Regions from separate parts of the Homo sapiens genome. Here region 1 is linked to region 2. Evidence: read pairs that join two places in POLR2A ChIA-PET (ENCODE). Cell type or tissue: GM12878. All regions are shown on one strand. Links, peaks and the distances in the headings refer to the core of each region. The heading gives the core; the rest is flanking DNA.

Evidence for each region. ChIA-PET counts read pairs that join two places held together with the same protein. Peaks named below come from ENCODE experiments on the same cell type or tissue, not always from the same donor. Only the 100,000 strongest peaks of a DNase experiment are listed, where the experiment ranks them.
Region 1: POLR2A ChIA-PET joins it to region 2 with 8 read pairs; 1 of 35 experiments calls an interaction of 5 or more read pairs at or near these places.

Annotation. Positions count from the first base shown.
Region 1 is chr5:76,865,229-76,881,764 of GRCh38, forward strand. S100Z (S100 calcium binding protein Z) reads left to right here. Exons shown (of 5, transcript NM_130772.4): 2 at 4,938-5,056; 3 at 10,076-10,272; 4 at 12,446-12,606. The coding sequence starts at 10,132. The coding sequence ends at 12,604. Among named protein-coding and RNA genes, the nearest start is that of S100Z, 23 kb to the left of the region's middle. RefSeq lists an enhancer at 5,120-5,817. In GM12878, for the core only: no CTCF peak of the experiment used is centred there; a DNase peak (open chromatin) is centred at 9,043; H3K4me3 peaks cover 720 bases; H3K27ac peaks cover 798 bases.
Region 2 is chr5:77,292,468-77,296,467 of GRCh38, forward strand. All of the region lies in intron 1 of PDE8B (phosphodiesterase 8B), which reads left to right. Among named protein-coding and RNA genes, the nearest start is that of PDE8B, 84 kb to the left of the region's middle. In GM12878, for the core only: no CTCF peak of the experiment used is centred there; a DNase peak (open chromatin) is centred at 1,944.

The sequences.
Region 1 (16,536 bases), core at 7,491-11,490, 420 kb before region 2:
GTGTCCTAGCTCTTTTTTTTTTTTTTTTTTTTTGAGATGGAGTTTCACTCTTGTTACCCAGGCTGGAGTGCAGTGGTGCGATCTTGGCTCACTGCAACCTCCGCCTCCCGGCTTCAAGTGATTCTCCTGCCTTAGCCTCCCGAGTAGCTGGGATTACAGGTGCACACCACCAGGCCTGGCTATTTTTTTTGTATTTTTAGTAGAGACAGGATTTCACCATGTTGGTCAGGCTGGTCTCAAACTCTTGACCTCAGGTGATCCACCTGCCTCGGCCTCCCAAAGTGCTGGGATTACAGGCGTGAGCCACTGTACCCGGCCCATGTCCTAGTTTTTAATGAAAAAGTTTACAAAGTTAAAAAAAAAATTAAAAATAGAAAAAACTTATAGAATAAAAATATAAAGAAAAAATTGTACAGCTGTACAGTGTGAGTTTCAAGTGAAGTGTTATTACAAAAGTGTCAAAAAGTTTAAAAAATTTAAAAGCTTATAAAGCTAGAATGTTGGCTGGGCGCAGTGGCTCATGCCTGTAATCCCAGCACTTTGGGCGGTTGAGGTGGGTGGATCACTTGAGGTCAGTAGTTCGAGACCAGCCTGGCCAACATGGTGAAACCCCGTCTCTACTAAAAATAAAAAAAAATTAGCCAGGTGTGGTGGCGGGTGCCTGTAATCCCAGCTACTCAGGAGGCTGAGGCAGGAGAATCACTTGAACCCGGGAAGCAGAGGTTGCAGTGAGCTGAGATCACACCACTGCACTCCAGCCTGGGCGACAGAGTGAGACTCCATCTCAAAGAAAAAAAGAAAAAAAAAAAGTTACAGTAAGGTAAGGTTAACTTATTTTGAAGAAAGAAAAATTTTTGTTTGTTTGCTTGTTTTTGAGACAGGGTGTTGCTCTGTCACCCAGGCTGGAGTGCAGTGTAGTGATCTTGGCTCACTGCAACCTCCACCTCCCAGCCTCAAGTGGTCCCCCCACCTCAGCCTCCCAAGTAGCTGGGACTACAGGCATGCGCCACCATGCCCGGCTAATTTTTGTATTTTTAGCAGAGACAGGGTTTCACTATGTTGCCCACAATGGTCTCGAAATTCTGGGCTCAAATGATCTGCCTGCCTCAGCCTCCCCAAGTGCTAGGATTACAGATATGAGCCACCACACCTGGCCATGAAAAGTATTATAAAATAAATTTAGTGCAGCCTAACTGTACAATGTTTATGAAGGCTATAGCAGTGTATAGTAGTGTCCTAGGTCCTAGGCCTTCACATTCACTCACCATTTACTTACCAACTCACACAGAGCAACTTCCAGTCCTGCAGCCTCCACTCATGGTAAGTGTCCTATAAAGGTGTACTATTTTTTTTATCTTTTATACATATTTTTACTGTACCTTTTCTATATTTACCTACACAAATACTATTGCATTACAGTTGCCTGCAGTATTCAGCACAGTTATATGCTGTACAGGTTTATAGCCTAGGAGCAATAGGCTATGCCATATGGCCTAGGTGTGTAGTGGGCTGTACCATCTACGTGTGTGTAAGTATACCCTATGATGTTCACACAATGACAAAATCACCTAATGACGCATTTCTCAGAATATATTTCTGTCATTAAGTAACACAGGACTATTTCATTTTCCCTCTTTAGGTACACAACATTTATCCATTACAGCATATGTATAATTTCTACTTTGTTAGTTTCACTTACCATTTTCCTGAAATTTTTTTTGCATTTTTGTAGTCTTTATAATTCTAATTTTAAATGGCTGCATGATTTTATCTTTTGTCAGACAAGCATGGGTCTGAGTCTCAGCTCTGCTACGACATAGTTGTGCGATTCTAGGAAAGCTTCTTTCTTTCCTTTTAAAAATAGCTTTGAGTTATAATTGACACACAATAAACTGCACGTATTTAAAATACACACTTTGGTAAGTTTGACATCTGTATACACCAGTGACACCATCACCACAGTCAAGATAATAAACATACTCACCACCCTCAAAAGTGTCCACCCTTCTGAGGTCCGTCCCTCCCACTGAGATTCCTCATGCTGTTGCTAGGAAAATGATAGAACATTTGAATCTGGTTACATAAAAAGACAAAAACTGGAGAGTTTAGGAGGAAGCAACTTAGCCTCCTGTATGACTGTAGTCTTGGCCCCAGGGCAGTTCCTGGCTCAGACACTCTGGGGGTATCCTCAGTCTAAGGAGGGTGTCTGCCTGCCCGGTTGACAGGATGCCTCTTCTTCACATACGTCTTGTCTTTCAGAGTCCATGACCAATGCCTCACTTACAAATATCTTTTCTCCTTTTGCTCCCACCTTTGTGGATATTTACCAGTTTTTTTTCTCTAAAATCATCCTTACTTTTTTTTTTTCTTTTTTTTTTTTTGAGGTGGGGTCTCACTCTGTCTCCCAGGCTGGAGTATAGTGGTGTGATCTCAGCTCTCTGCAACTGAGTTCAAATGATCCTCCTGCCTCAGCCTCTCGAGTAGCTGGGATTACAGGCATGCATAACCATGCCCGACTAATTTTTGTATTTTTAGTAGAGATGGGGTTTCGCCATGTTGGCCAGGCTGGTCTCAAACTCCTGACCTCAGGTGATCCACCCACCTTGGCCTCCCAAAATGCTGGGATTACAGGCGTGAGCCACTGCGGCCGGCCACAGTCATTACCTTTAAGCTCCCCCCAAATCTGATCATTTCTCCCATTCTTTGCACACTATCTCAGACCTTTACGCCCTAAGGGCTATGACTCATACCAAAATTGCAAAGTGCAATGGAAATAATTAATAGAGCAAGCAAGGTGCATAGGATAACCCTCTGTGCTATCAACAGGTGTGTCTCCCCCTCCTGGGATTTCATGTCACCCGTAAATTTGTGTCTCTAGCCTGACAGATTCTTTTTGAGCCTTTTGACATTGCCTTTGTTTCTGAAAGTCTCCTGGAGGGCAGGGGCTGAGGCTGGGTTATATAAAGATAAGCCCCTGAAGAAAGGGCTTTATAAATAGGATTTCAAGTGCATTCTGGGAATTAGAGGGCTGCCAGGTGCAGTCCTGGAGATTGACACTAAGGGGCAGCATGTACCAAAGGATATATTTAGCTCTGCCAAAGCCCAGTAGAAACAAAGAGAAAATCACCTTGCTTTTAAACCCCAAGAGCCAAGATGTAGAAGCCACATTTTCATCTCTTGAATCAAATTACAGCATTACAATTTTCAATATCTATTCTATTAGGAGTTTTACCTGCCAACTGAGTTCTCCGAGTAAATTATTTTATGGTTAAATATGATATAAATATAATACTGTTGAGACCCATATACTCTGTAAGATTTACTGATTTTAGTGCATCTATAACTTCAACAACTTAATTTGGAATTAAATAATATTTTATTCCAAATTCAAACTCTTTTTTTTTTTTTTTTTTGCGACAGAGTCTGGCTGCAACACCCAGGCTGGAGTGCAATGGCATTATCTCGGCTCACGGTAACCTCTGTCTCCTGGGTTCAAGCGATTCTCCTGCATCAGCCTCCCGAGTAGCTGGGACTACAGGCGCATGCCACCACATCTCACTGCTTTTTGTATTTTTAGTAGAGACGGGGTTTCACCGTTTTGGTCAGGCTGGTCTCAAACTCCTGACCTCAAGTGATCTACCCGCCTCAGCCTCCCAAAGTGCTGGGATTACAGGCGTGAGCCACCACATCCAGCTCAAACTCTTTATATTCATTGACATGACTGTTGTCTGTCTGTCTGTTTCTCTTTCTCCCTTTGATGAAGCAAATTTTTATGTGGAATAAAGGCAATCAAATAATTATTTGGCAGTTAAACTAGACAAGGCCAACTCTTGGGGAATCTTATGTTTCCCTCTCTGATTGATTTGTTTATGAATTCATCCATCAGTGAGGATTTCTGAGCACTTCCATATGCCTGTCCCTGTGCTAAATGCTGTGGAATGCATAGATGAACCAGATATCAACCCTGACATCAAGGAACTCATTCAAAGTGTGGAGGGTGGGGAACATACGGCAGACAAAAAAAAACGTGATGTTGGGAATGTATGGTAAGTGCAATGATGAGAAAAACAAACATAAGGTAGGAAATAGGAGAGGACAGAGAAGGCACCTATCAGAGATGGGGGGATGTGGGGTGGGTAGTTGGGAAGAGTGCAGGAAAATGTCCAAGAGGAGATGACATTTGAACTGATCTTAAAGGAGCAGATGGAATTAGCTTTCCACACAGTGTGCTCAGAACCTGCAAAGGCATGGAAGAATGGGAGCTCCCAACACCATGGTCAGTTTGCAGGCAGGGCCAACCCTTTGAATGGCCAGGAGCGTGGGTGTTGATTTGTGATTTAGATCAGCTTCTCTGACAGCAGAATAGACGTGAGAATGGAGGGGCATGGTAGAAAGTAGAAAGAGCAGTAAGGAAGCCACTGCAGTAATAGGGACCAAAAATTAAAAGGCCCCAAAGGTGGTGAAGAATGGAGAGAAGTGGACCAGTTTAGCTGGTATTTAAGAATTGTGGCTGGGTGCAGTGGCTCACACCTGTAATCCCGGCACTTTGGGAGGCTGAGGCAGGTGGATCACTTGAGGCCAGGAGTTCAAGACCAGCCTAGCCAACATGGTGAAACCCCATCTATACTAAAAACACACAAAATAATTAGCCCAGCGTGGCGGTGCCCACTTGTAATCCCAGCTACTCAGGAGGCTGAGGAAGGAGAATTGCTTGAACCCAGGAGGCAGAGGTTGCAGTGAGCTGAGATCCTGTCACTGCACTTCAGCCTGGGTGACAGACTAAGACTCCGTCTCAAAAAAAAAAAAAAATTGTGACAGAAGCTGGTGTGACCAAGGAACTGGATGTTTGAGATGACTGAGGGGATGAGTTTTGCTTAGGTCCCGTGAGATAAAGTAGAAAACGTAAAAAGACGTATTTACTCATTTCTGCTTGCCAGTGTAATTTCACAAGCCCCTGACTCTGTGTAGACACCCAGCTCTCCAGAAAAATGCTTTGAAGACAAAGGATACAGCATACAGTCCCGTGTCTCGGCTGAGTCATCGCATTCCTTAATAGGTAAATAAGCCTAATTAATGCCTTTTCCTATAGGTAACATAATGTCTGATGGGGTTAGGGATGATGCCTCTGTAATCTATACCAGATGTACTCTTATACACAAACCTTGATGTGATTCTGCTTTAATGTAACTTCTGCAAGTTTGATGTGACTTTGCATGTAGTGAACCCCCAAGGCCTGTGTAGAAGCTGCGGGTGGAGCTACCTTGCTGGAGCAGTCTCACAGAACCCCTCTGAAGGGCTGCTCCCAGGATGTAGACCTTGGTCTATAGTCCTCAGTAAGATTCCTGAGTAAAACTAGTTTTAACTTTCTAAAAGCTTGATTTTTTTTTTTCTTTAGTGGACAGTCCGAATTGAGTTTGAAAAGCTTGTGGGACATTCAGGTAGAGATGTGGTCCAGCAGGCTGTTGGATAGATGGTTCTGGAGCTTAGCAGACAGATCTGGGCCAAGAAATATAATCTTGGGAGAGACTGAAATTATAGGAGTAGCTGAGACCACAGTGGGAACAACATTTAAGAGCTGGAGAGGGGAAAGTGCTTTAAAAAATGAGGAGGAGGCTGGGCACGCTGGCTCACATCTATAATCCCAGCATTTTGGGAGGCTGGGGTGGGAGGATTGCTTGAGGCCAGAAGTTTGGGACCAGCGTGGGCAACATAGCAAGACTCCATTTCTACAAAGAAAAAAATAAAATAAAATCCTAAGCTCCTCAACTGACTGAACAGACCCTCTCTTGGCCCAGGGGACCCCAGAGAAACCTGAACAACTGAATTCCAGGCCTTGATGGGAAGAGAGGTCAGACAGGCCTCATTGTACCTCTTTCCTTTTGGGATACCAAATTCCAACCTCACTCTGGTAGCATCACATGACAGATAGCAGACCATGAAGGAAATCAAAATATTTTACCCCAAAATAGACTTCTCTGACATATTTTGAAATGGTCCTGTAAAGCCGTCTTTTATGGGGGAAATTTTGCATCTATAGAGAATCTCCATTAATGCAGCTAGGCCTTTCCAGATCTAGGAGAAATTAACTAGGAATTTGACACTTTTTAAGGTCCAAAAAGAAACATTTATCATTTATTCTCTCTGAAGGCTGCTACCTGGAGGTTTCATCTACATAAGAAGAACCTTGGCTTCCACAGCCCCCTTTATCTTAACTCAAGAATTTCTTTCTGCTGACTTCAAGTCTTTAGACAACAATGCTTAACTCTTTCAACAAATTGCCAATCAGAAACTCTTTTTTTTTTTTTTTTTTTTTAGACAGAGTGTCGCTTTATCACCCACCCTGGAGGGCAGTGGCATGATCTTGGCTCACTGCAACCTCCACCTCCCAAGTTCAAGTGATTCTCCTGCTTCAGCCTCCTGAGTAGCTGGGATTACAGGCATGCACCACCACACCCGGCTAATTTTTTTTTGTATTTTTAGTAGAGACAGGGTTTCACCATGTTGGCCAAGCTGGTCTCGAACTCCTTACCTCAGATGATCCACCCACCTTGGCCTCCCAAAGTATTGGGATTACAGGCGTGAGCCACCGGGCCCTGCCCGAAAATCTTTGAATCCACTTGTGATCTGTAAGCCCCATACCCCTGCCTTTTTGAGCCAAACCAATGTACACCTTACATATACTGATTTATGACTTCGCCTATAACTTAACATATAAAACCAAATTTTGGCCAGGTACAGTGGCTCATGCCCATAATCTCAGCACTTTGGGAGGCTAAGGCAGGAGGATCACTTGAGCCCAGGAGTTTGAGACCAGCTTGGGCAGCATAGTGAGACCTCATCTCTAAAAAAAGTAAAAAATAAAAAATTAACCAGGAATGGTGGTGTGCACCTGTGTGTGGTCTCAGCTATTCAGGAAACTGAAGTGGGAGGATTGCTTGAGCCTGGGAGTTCGAGGCTGCAGTGAGCCATTATTGCACCACTGCACTCCAGTCTGGGTGACAGCGGGAGACCCTATCTCAAAAATAAATAAATAATGAACTAAATTGTAACCTGCCACCTTGGGCATACCTTCTTAGGACCTCTTGAGACAGTTCCCTGGGCCGTGGTCACTCATATCGGCTCAAAATAAACCTCTTTAAGTATTTCACAGAGACAATGTAAGGTGGCTAAAGCCTGTAATCCCAGCACTTTGGGAGGCCAAGGCAGGAGGATCACTTGAGGCCAGGAGTTTGACACCAGCCTGGGAAACATAGGGAGACCCCATATCTACAAAAATAAAAAAATTAGTCAGGCATGATAACATGTGCCTGTTGTCCCAGCTACTCAGGTGGCTGAAGCAGGAGGATCGCTTGAGCCTGGGAGGTTGAGGTGCAGTGAGCCATTACTGGGCCACTGCATTCCAGCATGGGTGACAGAGCAAGACTCTGTCTTAAAAAAATAAATAAAATAAGGCTGGGTGCAGTGGCTCACACCTGTAATCCCAGCATTTTGGGAGGCCAAGGCAGGCGGATTGCGTGAGCTCAGGAGTTCAAGACCAGCCTGGGCAACATGGCAAAACCCCATCTCTACTACAAATACAAAAATAAAAATAAAAATTAGCCAGGCATGGTGGTGTGAACCTGTAGTCCCAGCTACTTGGGAGGCTGAGATGGAAGAATTGTCTGAGCCCAGGAGGTCGAGGCTGCAGTGAGCTGTGATGGCACCACTGCACTCCAGCCTGGGCAACCAGAGTCAGACCTTGCCTCAAAAATAATAATAAATAAATAAATAAAATAAATATTGTATAGAGTTTGTTTTTTCCATTCTGAGTAGGTGCTATGGTCATCCCCATTTAGACTAATGGGGAAAATGCAGCATAGATGCTAATTGACCAGCACAGGATCACACAACTAGTGGCAGAGGTGAGAGGTAAAGCCAGGCAGTTCATGCTTTTAGCCACCATGATACTGCCTCCCACACAGGAAAAATTTACAAAGGGTAATTACTAGGGTAGGGAATGGTGAGAGAGAATTTTACTATTTCATACTCCTAAGTATTCAAAATATTATTTTACCTATATTACTTTGACAATAAAAACTAACAATTTTTTTTTTTTTTTTGAGACGGAGTCTCACTGTCACCCAGGATGGAGTGCAGGGACGTGATCTTGGCTCATTGCAACCTCCACCTCCTGGGTTCAAGCAATTCTCCTGCCTCAGCCTCCCGAGTAGCTGGGACTACAGGCGTGCACCACCATATCCAGTTAATTTTTGTATTTTTAGTAGAGACAGGGTTTCACCATTTTGGTCAGGGTGGTCTCGAACTCCTGACCTCAAGTGATCTGCCTCCCAACGTGCTGGGATTACAGGATTGAGCCACTGTGCCCAGCCTGAATATGTTTGAAAATTTTGTGTTAGGTGTACAGTGAACACCTCCTGGGAACCTTGCAGGGAGGTTGCAGTGGAGTAGCCAGGCAGCAAGGCCAGGGGCAGATGGGATGGTTGAGGTTACATACTGACTACTTTGTTGAAGGGAAATAAAAAGGAGATCCTGGCTTGCTTTCCGTATAATTAAGTTTCAGTCCTGAGAGAACAGGCAGGATTTAAAAGCACAGTGGCCAATATCTGGCTTTGGTTTTTACATGGACTCTTTCTTTATTAAGTTTCTCTCACTTGGAAATCTGTTGTGGATTCCTGCACACACAGCTGCTCTGAGGTTTATTTCAACTTTTTTATTAGGTAATACATTCCTATAACTGAAAAAGTTAAAATCACTTAAAAAGGTGTACACTGGGAAGTCTTACTCCCAACCACTCTGTTCTACCCTTTCCCCCCTTACCCCTGACAGCTCCCAACATAGTATTATATTTTGTTTCCTTTCAGTGACTCCTTAGGTAACTGCAAGCACACATACACATGTATTATTTCTTTTTTACACAGTTGGGAGCACTGCTTTGTACCTTTCTAAATCAGTGCGTGGAGCACTTCCTCTTTTTTTTTTTTTTTCAACTGTCCTTTGGGTTAGTTTAATCTACTATGAATTTACTCCCTTGTCCTTGCTATTGGCTTTGCTGAGTCATCTCCAGGTTGGAACTAGTGTTTCTTCTTTGCTCCCCTATTTTTAGAGTTCTTCCCCATCATCAGCTTCCTAGCAACTAATTGCATTTCTATCCACACTCCCCTAAAGAGAGATAAGGCTTCCTCTTGCTTTGTCTTTGCCTTCTTATCTAATGCACCCAATGAGCACTAGCCTTCTTCAATGACCCTTGGGGCAGCAGCTCACACCTGTTCATTTTGGTGATTAAATACGGAGCAGAGGCACCTCCCTTTGAATCTCTTGTCACTGGCAATTTTCATCTTCCCGGAAACAGGTGTGCTGGGGAGAACGTTTCCCCCTCCCCCACGTATAAATGCTTATAGTTTAATGGTAAACAACCATTGACAGAGCTGTGTATCTGTTGAACAGGTAGGTATTTTCCTTCCTATTTTTATTTATTTTTAAATTCTATATTTTAGTTTGACTTTGTACCTGTTACCTGGTTGTCTTATGAATATGCTGGAGCTGCTACCTCTTGGGGGTGTAGGGATTAGCGAGGAGAAACAACTCAGCTGCGAAGTGCTTATTTGCAGCTTGCCCCAGCAAGGGTGGAACACTCTTTAATGAAAGACTATTATTATTATTAATTTTTTTTTTTTGAGACGGCGTCTCGCTCTGTCGCCCAGGCTGGAGTGCAGTGGCGCGATCTCGGCTCACTGCAAACTCCGCCTCCCGGGTTCACGCCGTTCTCCTGCCTCAGCCTCCTGAGTAGCTAGCTGGGACTACAGGCGCCCGCCGCCGCGCCCGGCTAATTTTTTTTTGTATTTTTAGTAGAGACGGGGTTTCACCGTGTTAGCCAGGATGGTCTCGATCTTCTGACCTTGTGATCCACCCATCTCTGCCTCCCAAAGTGCTGGGATTACAGGCTTGAGCCACCGCGCCTGCGCAGACTATTATGTTTTTAACAACCATCACTTGTGTGGCGAGCTGACTCGGGGGATTGTAATATTCTGTTTTAATGAAAGTGTTGGTGTTTCCTCATCTGTTTATTCTGAACAAGTGTCTTCTCCCCGGGTTTGGTGGCCTGCTTCTGGAGTGGTCAGTTCTGCTGCCGACATGCCCACCCAGCTCGAGATGGCCATGGACACCATGATTAGAATCTTCCACCGCTATTCTGGCAAGGAAAGGAAGAGATTCAAGCTCAGCAAGGGGGAACTGAAACTGCTCCTGCAGCGAGAGCTCACGGAATTCCTCTCGGTGAGTCAGGCCTTTGTAAATGCTGTATTCATTTGAGGGTAGATGAGGTGCAGATTCCAGGACAGCCTTTGGGTTCATACTGTCCTGTGATTCTGTCACAAATGCAGCCAAATTTGTACAGAGATTCAAAATATAGGGGAAGCAAACACTGGAGACGTTTGTTTTCTGTGTACATAGGCATGTGCCCTTTTTCGTGTTACCTGGGGTTAGGGTTTCTAAGTGGTAAAAATTGTATTTTTGACTTTCACCAATTAACATTCTGGTGCGGCAAAGATGTAGCTAATTATAGCCAGAGTTATAGTTATAACTAGTTACAGCTAGTTATACCTGGAGCTTGGTCCAGCTGTCTGTAAATTATGTATTGGGCCAGAGGTGAAGGGGTACTTTACCTTCAGAGGTGGGGTACTTCATGCTATGGTGGCAAATTTTCTAGTGAATGGCAAATACTTAGAGAGCTTTGTCAGCCGAGCACAGACTGATTGGGATTGATAGAAGGATGTGTTTGGCCAGTGACCAGTGGGGTAGCAAACAGATTCATTTCTCAAAATAGCCAGGAGTTTGAGAGATTAATATATGAAGCCGTACATTGTAGCGTTTGGGGCCTCCTCCAAGGAAAACACTTCACGCTGGTGTTTATAGAGTTGACTTAAACTGATTTTTAGCACAATATGCTACCCTCGTGTGATGTTATTCTCTCCAAACCTTGTGTTAAGACTACAGAGACTGTTAATTACAACACATGTTTCTCCCCACCCTCTATTTGGGAAAAGCTCTATAAAGTATTTTTTAACTTAGTCTTCACGACATTTTTATAGTGATCTTAGAATTCCCACAAACTTTTCTTTTCCTCTCATTCCGTTTGGCTACTGTATTTTTTTTTTTTTCGGAGATGGAGTCTTGCTGTGTCTCCTAGGCCGGAGTGCAGTGACACGATCTCGGCTCACTGCAATCTCCACCTCCCAGGTTCGAGTGATTCTTGTGCCTCAGCCTCCGGAGTAACTGGGATTACAGGCATGCACCACGACACCCAGCTAAGTTTTTTGTATTTTTAGTAGAGACAGAGTGTCACTATGTTGGCCAGGCTGGTCTCGAACTCCTGACCTCAAGTGATCTGCCTGCCTCGGCCTCCCAAAGTGCTGAGATTACAGGCGTGAGCCACTGTGTGGGGCCAACTTTGGCTACTGTACTGTTTAACATTTAGCATAAAAACTCAGTAGGTCAAACTTCGCACATTTATTTAATCAAGTACAATTTATAATTGTTTTAATCAAGTTGGTTTTGATCAATTAAGTTTTTCTCTGACCATTTAATGGTTAGCAGAAAATGAGGGGGGCATGGGGATTTCCTGGAGGAAATGAACTGCTTTTGGAAACACTCCTCATCAACACCAGTCACAGGAGAGGTGGGTGCTTCACAGTTCCAACCTTCGTGAACCTTGTCTTCCCTCTTCTCTTTGCTTTCCACCCATAAAATGCAGGCATCTTTATAAGACCTACCTTTCTTTGGGTGCCTCTCTTCTGTGTGTCAGGCACACTGTGCTAAGTAGGCTGCCAGATAAAATATTTTGTGTCCTATACAATACTTGAGACATACTAAAACTAAAAGTTATTTGTTGTTTATTTGAAATTCAAATTTAACTAGGTATCTAGTATTTTTATTTGCTAAATCTAGCGACCCTGGTGCTCTAAGCACTTTCAAAAGTGTGATGAAGTATCCCTGAAATGTGTGGATAGAAATTATCCTCCCAATTTTATAAATAAAAGCATTTAAAATGTTACGCGATTTGCTCAAATTCGCTCGTTGGTATTTTTCTCCTTTTTGGCTTCAAATCCTCCCTCTTTCTATGTCACTCGACTATCTCCTAGTGTCCTGGCTCTCAACCTGTGATGTCCTGTAAATGTGTTTTTAGCAACAGTCACTCACTTTGATCAGCTGCTGTTTGCTTTTCTTGGTTTCTAGGTCTGAGCCAGGATTATATGGAGCTGGGGCAGGGGGCTAGATTCGTTTAGAATTCGTGGCTGGTTTACACCTACCTGTAAATAGGTTCTTAGAAAATGTCTTTAGATGCTATAAATGGAAATTAGGAATTTAATGTAAATAAAAGGAAGATGAATTTCAATTGTCATCATGAACCTCAGAGCCAGGGAGTTAGAAATTTCCTTTCTCATTTTAGTGCCAAAAGGAAACCCAGTTGGTTGATAAGATAGTGCAGGACCTGGATGCCAATAAGGACAACGAAGTGGATTTTAATGAATTCGTGGTCATGGTGGCAGCTCTGACAGTTGCTTGTAATGATTACTTTGTAGAACAATTGAAGAAGAAAGGAAAATAAAGGTAAGTAATAAGCTCATCTAAAGGCAGAAATATATCCAAAGTTATGTACTTAATGTTCATTTATACCGTTCAGATCTATAGACCCAGTAATGTCATTTATAGCTATAATATCCAGTGCATATATTAATAATTAATTGCTACTATTGAATTATGTGCCCCTTAAAATATTGACTTTATGTAGATATTCTAAATCTCATATGCCCTACTTGAAACTTGCCTGTATTATTAAGAGGCTATATGCATCTTTTTGGTTTGTCAAAACGAGGGCATTACAAAAATTTAGCTACTTTCAAATGAGACTTGAATTTGGCAAATTTCTAAGATGGACATTCATATCCTTAAATTGTATTTTGAACTTCTTACCCTATTAAAAAAAATTAACTGGGTTTCCTCATTCTCTTGTGACTGTGTTTCAGATGGAAGGTGTGAGGGTCTATGAGCAGAAAGGCGGCTAAGCAGAAGTGCTGGCTTTTTCAGTGATTTCGTCAGGGAATGGATAGGTTCAGGGCTAGGTGGTCAAGCCGAGAGAGCTGAAGCCAGCAGCTCTTGTGAGCTGGCATATAAATACCCTCCTTTGCCCCTTGGGTTGGATAATTCTGAGGCAAGTGTTTGACACTATTTCCCACTGTTTCCCCCTGGGGCTGAGCCTCGGTAGGCCCCAAGGGAGGCCACCTTTTCTTCCTTATCTCACTTTCCTGCTCCAACCCTGAGTTTTCTGCATCTCTCAAATAAATGACTTCTACACGAACCCTGGCCTCAGGGTCTCCCTCTTGGGGAACCCAAACTATGATAGATCCTTTGGAGAATTTTAAGAAAGGGAGTGATATGATTATATTTATGCGTGTAAATGATTACCCTAACTACTGTGTAAAGAAAGGACTATAGAGATGGCAATCGTGGCAGGCAACCAGCTAGGAGGTTGTTGCTGTGGTCTGGGTAAGAGATGATGGTATATCAGACCAGCAGTTCAGCACTGGAGATGAAGAGAAGCAGCTGAATTGGTTAAGTATTTTGGAGCTGGGACTGATAGGACTTGCTGATGGATTCATAGTGAAGTGTGAGGAAAAGAGAGAAGTCCAGGATGACAAAACAACCGTTGCTGTTTGCCCATCTGATATCTGTTCTTCCTTTCTTCTATGTATCAGAACCCTGGTTTGTGCAGGGTGGCAATGTGCCTGGCTAAAAAGCCATATTTCCTAGCCTCTCTAACAGCCGGTGTGGGGCTTGTAATAGTTCTGGACAATGTGAGACAAGCAGAAGGCTACTGGGAATTTCTGGGAATGTTTTGCTATTGTAGACAAGAACCCATGTAGCTCTTTGTCTTCCACCTTGTTGAGTCTTTCCTTGTCTTTTTTTGTTGTTGTTGGGATGTGGATGTGAGGCTGGAGGTGGAACTGCTATCTTGCAACTATGAGGACCGTGGAGAAAAAAGATAGAAGGAGCCTGGGCATTGTTGTCATGGAGGAGCCTCTGCACAGCCTTGCTTGCCTGCTTCTGGTCCTCTCATTATGTGGGGGGAAAAAAATGACAGCTCTCTGGTTATCTGGTTCTATTACATGCAACCAAACACAATCTGTAAGGTTTAGGGTTTTGATCAAGCAAATGATGCCTTTTACTAAATGGGAAAGACTGAGGGAAGAATCACTTTGGTGTGAAGGCATGTGGGCAGATCAATAGCTCTGTTTAAGGTGGTATTGGACATCCAGGTGGAGATATCACATGGGAAGTTGGAAATATGATCTGGTCTGGATCTCAGGGTAAATGGGGGACTGGAGATAGAGTTGGGAGTCATTTGTGATCTTAAGCCACAGGATTAGAGGAGGTCACTCCGGATGAGAATGTGGATAGAGAAGAAGAAACGTCTGACAGTTTGCTGTAAAGAAAAGGAAGAGCCCATAAGTGATACAAAAGAGGCATGGCCAGGGAGAAAGAAGGAAAACCAGGAGAGTGTAGTGTCTCAGAAGCCTAGAGAAGACAGCACGTGGAGAAGGAAAGAGAGAAATCCATTCAGAGGTGAAGTAGGATGAGAACGAAGACTTGACCACTAGATTTGGGAAGGTGGAGGTTGTCTCACGCATCTGTGTGAAGAGACCCCCAGACAGGCTTTGTGTGAACAACATGGCTGTTTATTTCACCTGGGTGCAGGTGGGCTGAGTCCGAAAAGAGAGTCAGCAAAGGGTGGCGGATTATCATTAGTTCTTATAGGTTTTGGGATAGGTGGTGGAGTTAGGAGCAATGTTTTGCGGGCAGAGGGTGGATCTCACAAAGTACATTCTCAAGGATGGGGAGAATTGCAAAGAACTTTCTTAAGGGTGGGGGAGATTACAAAGTACATTGATCAGTTAGGGTGGGACAGAAACAAATTACAATGGTGGAATGTCATGAGTTAAGGCTATTTTCACTTCTTTTGTGGATCTTCAGTTACTTCAGGCCATCTGGATGTATATGTGCAGGTCACATGGGATATGATGGCTTAGCTTGGGCTCAGAGGCCTGACATTCCTGTCTTCTTATATTAATAAGAAAAATAAAACAAAATAGTGGTGAAGTGTTGGGGTGGCGAAAGTTTTTGGGGGTGGTATGGAGAGATAATGGGTGATGTTTCTCAGGGCTGCTTCGAGCAGGATTAGGGGTGACGTGGGAACCTAGAGTGGGTGAGATTAAGCTGAAGGAAGATTTTGTGGTAAGGGGTGATATTGTGGGGTTGTTAGAAGAAACATTTGTCGTATAGAATGATTGGTGATGGCCTGGATGCGGTTTTGTATGAATTGAGAAACTAAATGAAAGACACAAGGTCCAAATAAGAGAAGGAGAAAAACAGATATTAAAGGACTAAGAATTGGGAGTACCCAGGACATCCAATTACAGAGTGTCCAAGGGAGTTCAGCATAATTATTTGCTTGGTTGTTGAGTTTTTGGGTGCTATCCTTGAGTTTTTTTATGTTGTCATATACCAGGCCAGATTGATTTAGGTAAAAACAACACTCTTCATTTAAAAATATACAGAGTCCCCTTTTTTTCTTCATTTAAAAATATACAAGAGTACCCCTTTTTTAGTCAGGGCCTCGGGAATTTTGGAGGAAAGAGAAAAGCAAAGCCAGCAATTGTTTGTTAAAGAAGGATTAGAAATGGCTAGGAGAGAGTGACTGAGACTGATATAGTGTGGTGGAGATAGCTGGGGAGAGGTAGAGAGTGGCATAAAAATGGGGACAAGAATAAGAGCAAGTATAAAAGTAAAGAATAGGACTTCATCAGGGTGAAAGTATTGGAGTGTACTTTGTCACTGAAGAACTTCTATCCACTTAAAGAGAGACTTAAGGGTGGCAGTTTGAGGTAAAACCTGGAGCCACTAAATACCAAGAGCCTGAGAAACTGCTTGGGTGATTTGACTAATAAAGGCCGGTCTGTTATTGGACTGTATAGAAGTGGGAAGGCCAAACCAAGGAATTATGTTTGACAGAAGGGAAGAAATTACCACGGTGGCCTTCTCAGACCCTGTGGGAAAGGCCTCTACCCACCCAGTGAAAGTGTCTACCCAGACCAAGAGGTATTTTAGTTTCCTGATTTGAGGCATGTGAGTAAAGTCAATTTGCCAGTCCTGGGCGGGGGCAAATCCCCGAGCTTGATGTGTAGGGAAGGGAGGCAGCCTGAACAATCCCTGAGGAGTAGTAGTAGAATAGCAGATGGAACACTGAGAAGTGATTTCCTTAAGGACAGATTTCCATGATGGAAAGGAAATGAGAAGTTCTAAGAGGCGGGCTAGCTGCTTGTAACCTACATGGAAGAGGTTATGAAATGACGATAGACTAGAATGGGCTTGTGAGGCTGGAAGGAGATATTTTCCTTGGTCCAAGAACCATTTGCCTTGTGTGGGAAGAGATTGATAGGTGGAAGTTTCAGTGGGGGAATAGGTGAGAATGACCAGATGAGA
Region 2 (4,000 bases), core at 1-4,000:
CTCAGACAGTGTTCCTCTCCCTCTAGCAGGGTATGAAACTACTAATGGCCCCAGACCCTCATCATCACTGTGAAATTCACTGTAAAATCTTTGGAATTTTGATGAGTCAAAAGTGGAATCTGGTTATTTTGATTTGCATTTTTGGATTGCCAGAGAGGCTGAGCATTGCTGCCTGGTTTTACAGCCCATTTGTGTATTTGTTTTGAGCATTGCTTGTCCTTTTCTTGACCCTTTTTAATTGGGATGTTCGCCTGTTTTATTATTGTCTTAGTAGAGATTCAAAAAACTCTAATAAGGATGCCAATCCCTTTACTATCATATATTACTAATATTTTTTCTCAGTTTTGTATTTAAATATTTATTATGCTTTTTAATATGTTTTTCTTACTAAAAACCTAACAATCTTTTCTTGGTTTATGTCTTTGATGTTATTTTTAACAAAAGGCTTCCGGGCCCTTGAATGCTGGAAATGTTCACTTAAATTGTTTTTCAATATTCTCATGGGATTTTTTTTCTCATTTAAAATTTTAATCTATCTGGAAGTAATTTGGGTATATGTCATGATGCATAGAGCTGACTTAATTTTTCTCCATATAGTTAACCAGTTATCTCAATATTATTATTGAATTATCCATTACTTTCTCACTGATATAAAATGACATTTTTATTACATAATAAATCACATATATCGCTTTATATATATGTATAGATATGTGTAAAATTGGGTCAGTTCTAGATTTTATCTTTTTGTTGATCTCTCTGCTGGAAGCATACTATTTTGATAGTTGTATCTTTGAAGTATTATTGTCACAACTGGCAGAGCAAAATACTTGTAACTCTTCACAGTTTTATTAGCCAGTGGCTGGAATTTATTCCTCTATATGGATTTGAGAATCATTTCACAAGTTTAAAAAGTTGTGCCAGTGTATTTATAGCAATTAGTATATAGGTTAATTTGAGAGAGACTTAGCATTTTTTTAGTACTGGTTTTCCACCCAGGAAAACAGCATCTCATTCCATTTATTTCAGTCATATTTTCTGACACTCAGATAGTCTGAGTGTGCGATATGATGTGTTAAGGCACAGGTTCTGGAGTCAGAGAGTCTCAGTTCAAATCCAAGTCTAGCCATTTATTAGCTTGTATATCAGTGAAAGGTTTTCCCCAGTGAGTGGGACATAGTGTTGCTCAGTAAACATTTGTTGAAGAAATGTTTGAATGAAATAATTTATTCCTAAATTTTTTGTTTTTGCAGTTGTGAATGAGTTTTAGTCTGCATGCTTGCCAGCAATTAACATTGTCAGTTTTTTAGATTTTAGCCCTTCTACTAGGTGTGTTTTAATTAGTAATTCCCTGGTGACAAATGATGGCAAGCATCTTCTTTGGTGAGGTGTCTGTTCAGATCTTTTGTCCATTTGTTAATTGGGTGTTTGTTTTCTTAATGTTGAGTTTTCAATGTTCTTTGTGTATGTTGGATATAAGTCCGGTATCACATTTATGTTTGAAAATATTCTCTCCTCATATGTGGTTTGTGTTTTTATTCTTCCCACAGCTTATTTTGAAAGCAGAAGTTTTTAATGTTAATATAATCCAATTTACTATTTTTTTCTTTCATGGATCCTGCTCTGTAGTATAATTTTAAGCCCCTTATATCAACTCATAAAAACAGACAGGGCAATAATGTAAATTGACAGAGCACACAGTCCATAAGCAGCATCTTTCATAAAACTAAGGATTAGAGTATATGTCTATAAACTAAAAAATATGAGCAGTTAGGGCCAAACCACTGACCGTAACAAGGAAGTCTGCAGGAGGAAGCAGCTGGCAGACAAACAGACTTCTGGGGATCCCAGGGCTGGGGACCCAGAAACTTCTCTCAACACTTGTCCCAAGAAGGGGACAGTCCCCCAGGAGTGGAGGGCTTGCTGTTGATGTGAACACATTCGCTTAAAGTGGAGGGGGCTTCCCAGGCTCCAGTTGGCAAACAGTAAGGACAAATGAGAAAAGTATGCCCACAAAGCAGAAGAGAAACTGCAACCTAATATTTCAAATGAGCTAAAAGAAATTAAGAAAATGATTAAAAGTTACAAAAGAACAGGACGAATGCAAATTAAAAAAAACACAGGTTACATCATTAGACAACAGAAAAATATGAAAGGGAATTGATTACTCAGAAAAGAAATAGAAATAAAAGCAAAAAAAAATCTAGGAAAGGAAGGTCGAACTGGAAGAAATATAAGAGTGAATAAACAGTGCAGAAAGCACTGTATAGAAATTGGAAAGGAAGAAGAAAAACACAGAAATAAAGAAGACAAGAAACTATTTGAGAAGTGATAGAATGCAAGACAGGCAAAGGAGCTCCACAAATATATGATGATTCATTATATAATATATATATGATATATATAATATATATTATATCTATCTAGATAGGTCCACATATATAATACATATACATATATAACTCCTCTATATAATAGGAGCCTCTGAAGAGAAAAAACCAAACCCCGTTGTGTACTGGGAAAATCAATCCAAAAGGACAACATCAATGCATATTCTAGTAACATAATTGCACTATAAAGGAAAAAAGTCTTTTGGGGCATCTAGGCAAAAAGACCAAGTCGTTTATAAGGAAAAGAAATCAGATTGGCATCAGAACCTGAGAGCAATGCTTTAAGCCAGGAAATACTGGAGAAGATATGTTAAAGATAATCTAGAAAAGAAAAAGTGAGCCAATTATTCTACATTCAGCCAAACTGGACCCTCAAATATAAGAACCACAGACAAAACTGTGCGAACATGCCAGACCTCGGGGAATGAATTTCCCATTAACCCTTCTTGAGGAACCTTCTGACAATTACTGTGACTGGAGAAACTTTAGCATAAGGACTGGTGGTTGACACGTGAGACTTTGGGGTACGTTAGCTTCTGGTGAGACCCCTGGCTTTCTCAGAATTCCATAAGTGTTCTTGATCCAAAGACAGCTGTAAAAAGTGGTTCTATGATCCCTTGGTTGGAATACCATTTCTCCTCTGCTCAGGTGTTGGCTTTGACTCCAGTCATTTGGCTTGTGATTATTTCATATCCCTCCTTTTAAGAAGCCACACACCAATGCACCTGTAGCTTGTGTGGCCAATTGCCCACCCAAAGGATACATATCATCAGATCTCTCTAATATCAACAAGGGGAAGTCATTTGTTTCCATTGAGATTCTTTCTGTTTAAACACAGGAGAGCTCATTCAACCTTATTTAATAAGGAGAAAAAAGCCAATTAATTGGCTCACCTAACTGAAAAATCCAGAGTTAGATATGGCTTTGGGCAAGTCTTGATCTGGTAATTTGGAAGTGTTACAAAGGATCTTGTTTCTTTCCATTTCTCCACTCTGCTTTCCATGGTGTTGCTTTCGTTCTCACATGGTGTCAAGATGTTACGAGAAACAACCTCACTACACATTTCTTTTTGATAAACAGTGAGAATATTTATTAAAAGTAGAATAGCTTTTTCCCAGCATTGCTAGCAAAATCCTGGGATAAACTGAGTGGACTAGCCCAAGTCAAATGACTACCCCTAACCAATTGCTGTAGCAGTCCAAGTCACGTGACTACTCCTAACCAATTGCTATAGCCAGGAAAATGAAATGCTTAGTTATGGTTACCTGTCCTCCTCTTCTTCCTCCTCCTCCTCTTCTTCATCATCTTCTTCTTTTTTCTTCTTTTTTTCTTCTTTCTCTCCCTCCTTTTCCTCCTCATCTTCCTTCTCTTCGTTTTCCTCTTCTTCTTTCTCTCCTTCTCCTTCTTCTTCTTTCTTCTTTCTTCTTCTTGTTTCACTCTGTCACCCAGGCTGGAGTGCAGTGGTATAAACATGGCTCACTGCAGCCTCAACTTCCTGGGCTCAAGCAATTCTCCCACCTCAGCCTCCTGAGTAGCTGGGACTACAGATATACACCACCGTGCCTGGCTAATCTTTTTTACTTTTGGTAGAAATAGTGTCTCACCATGTT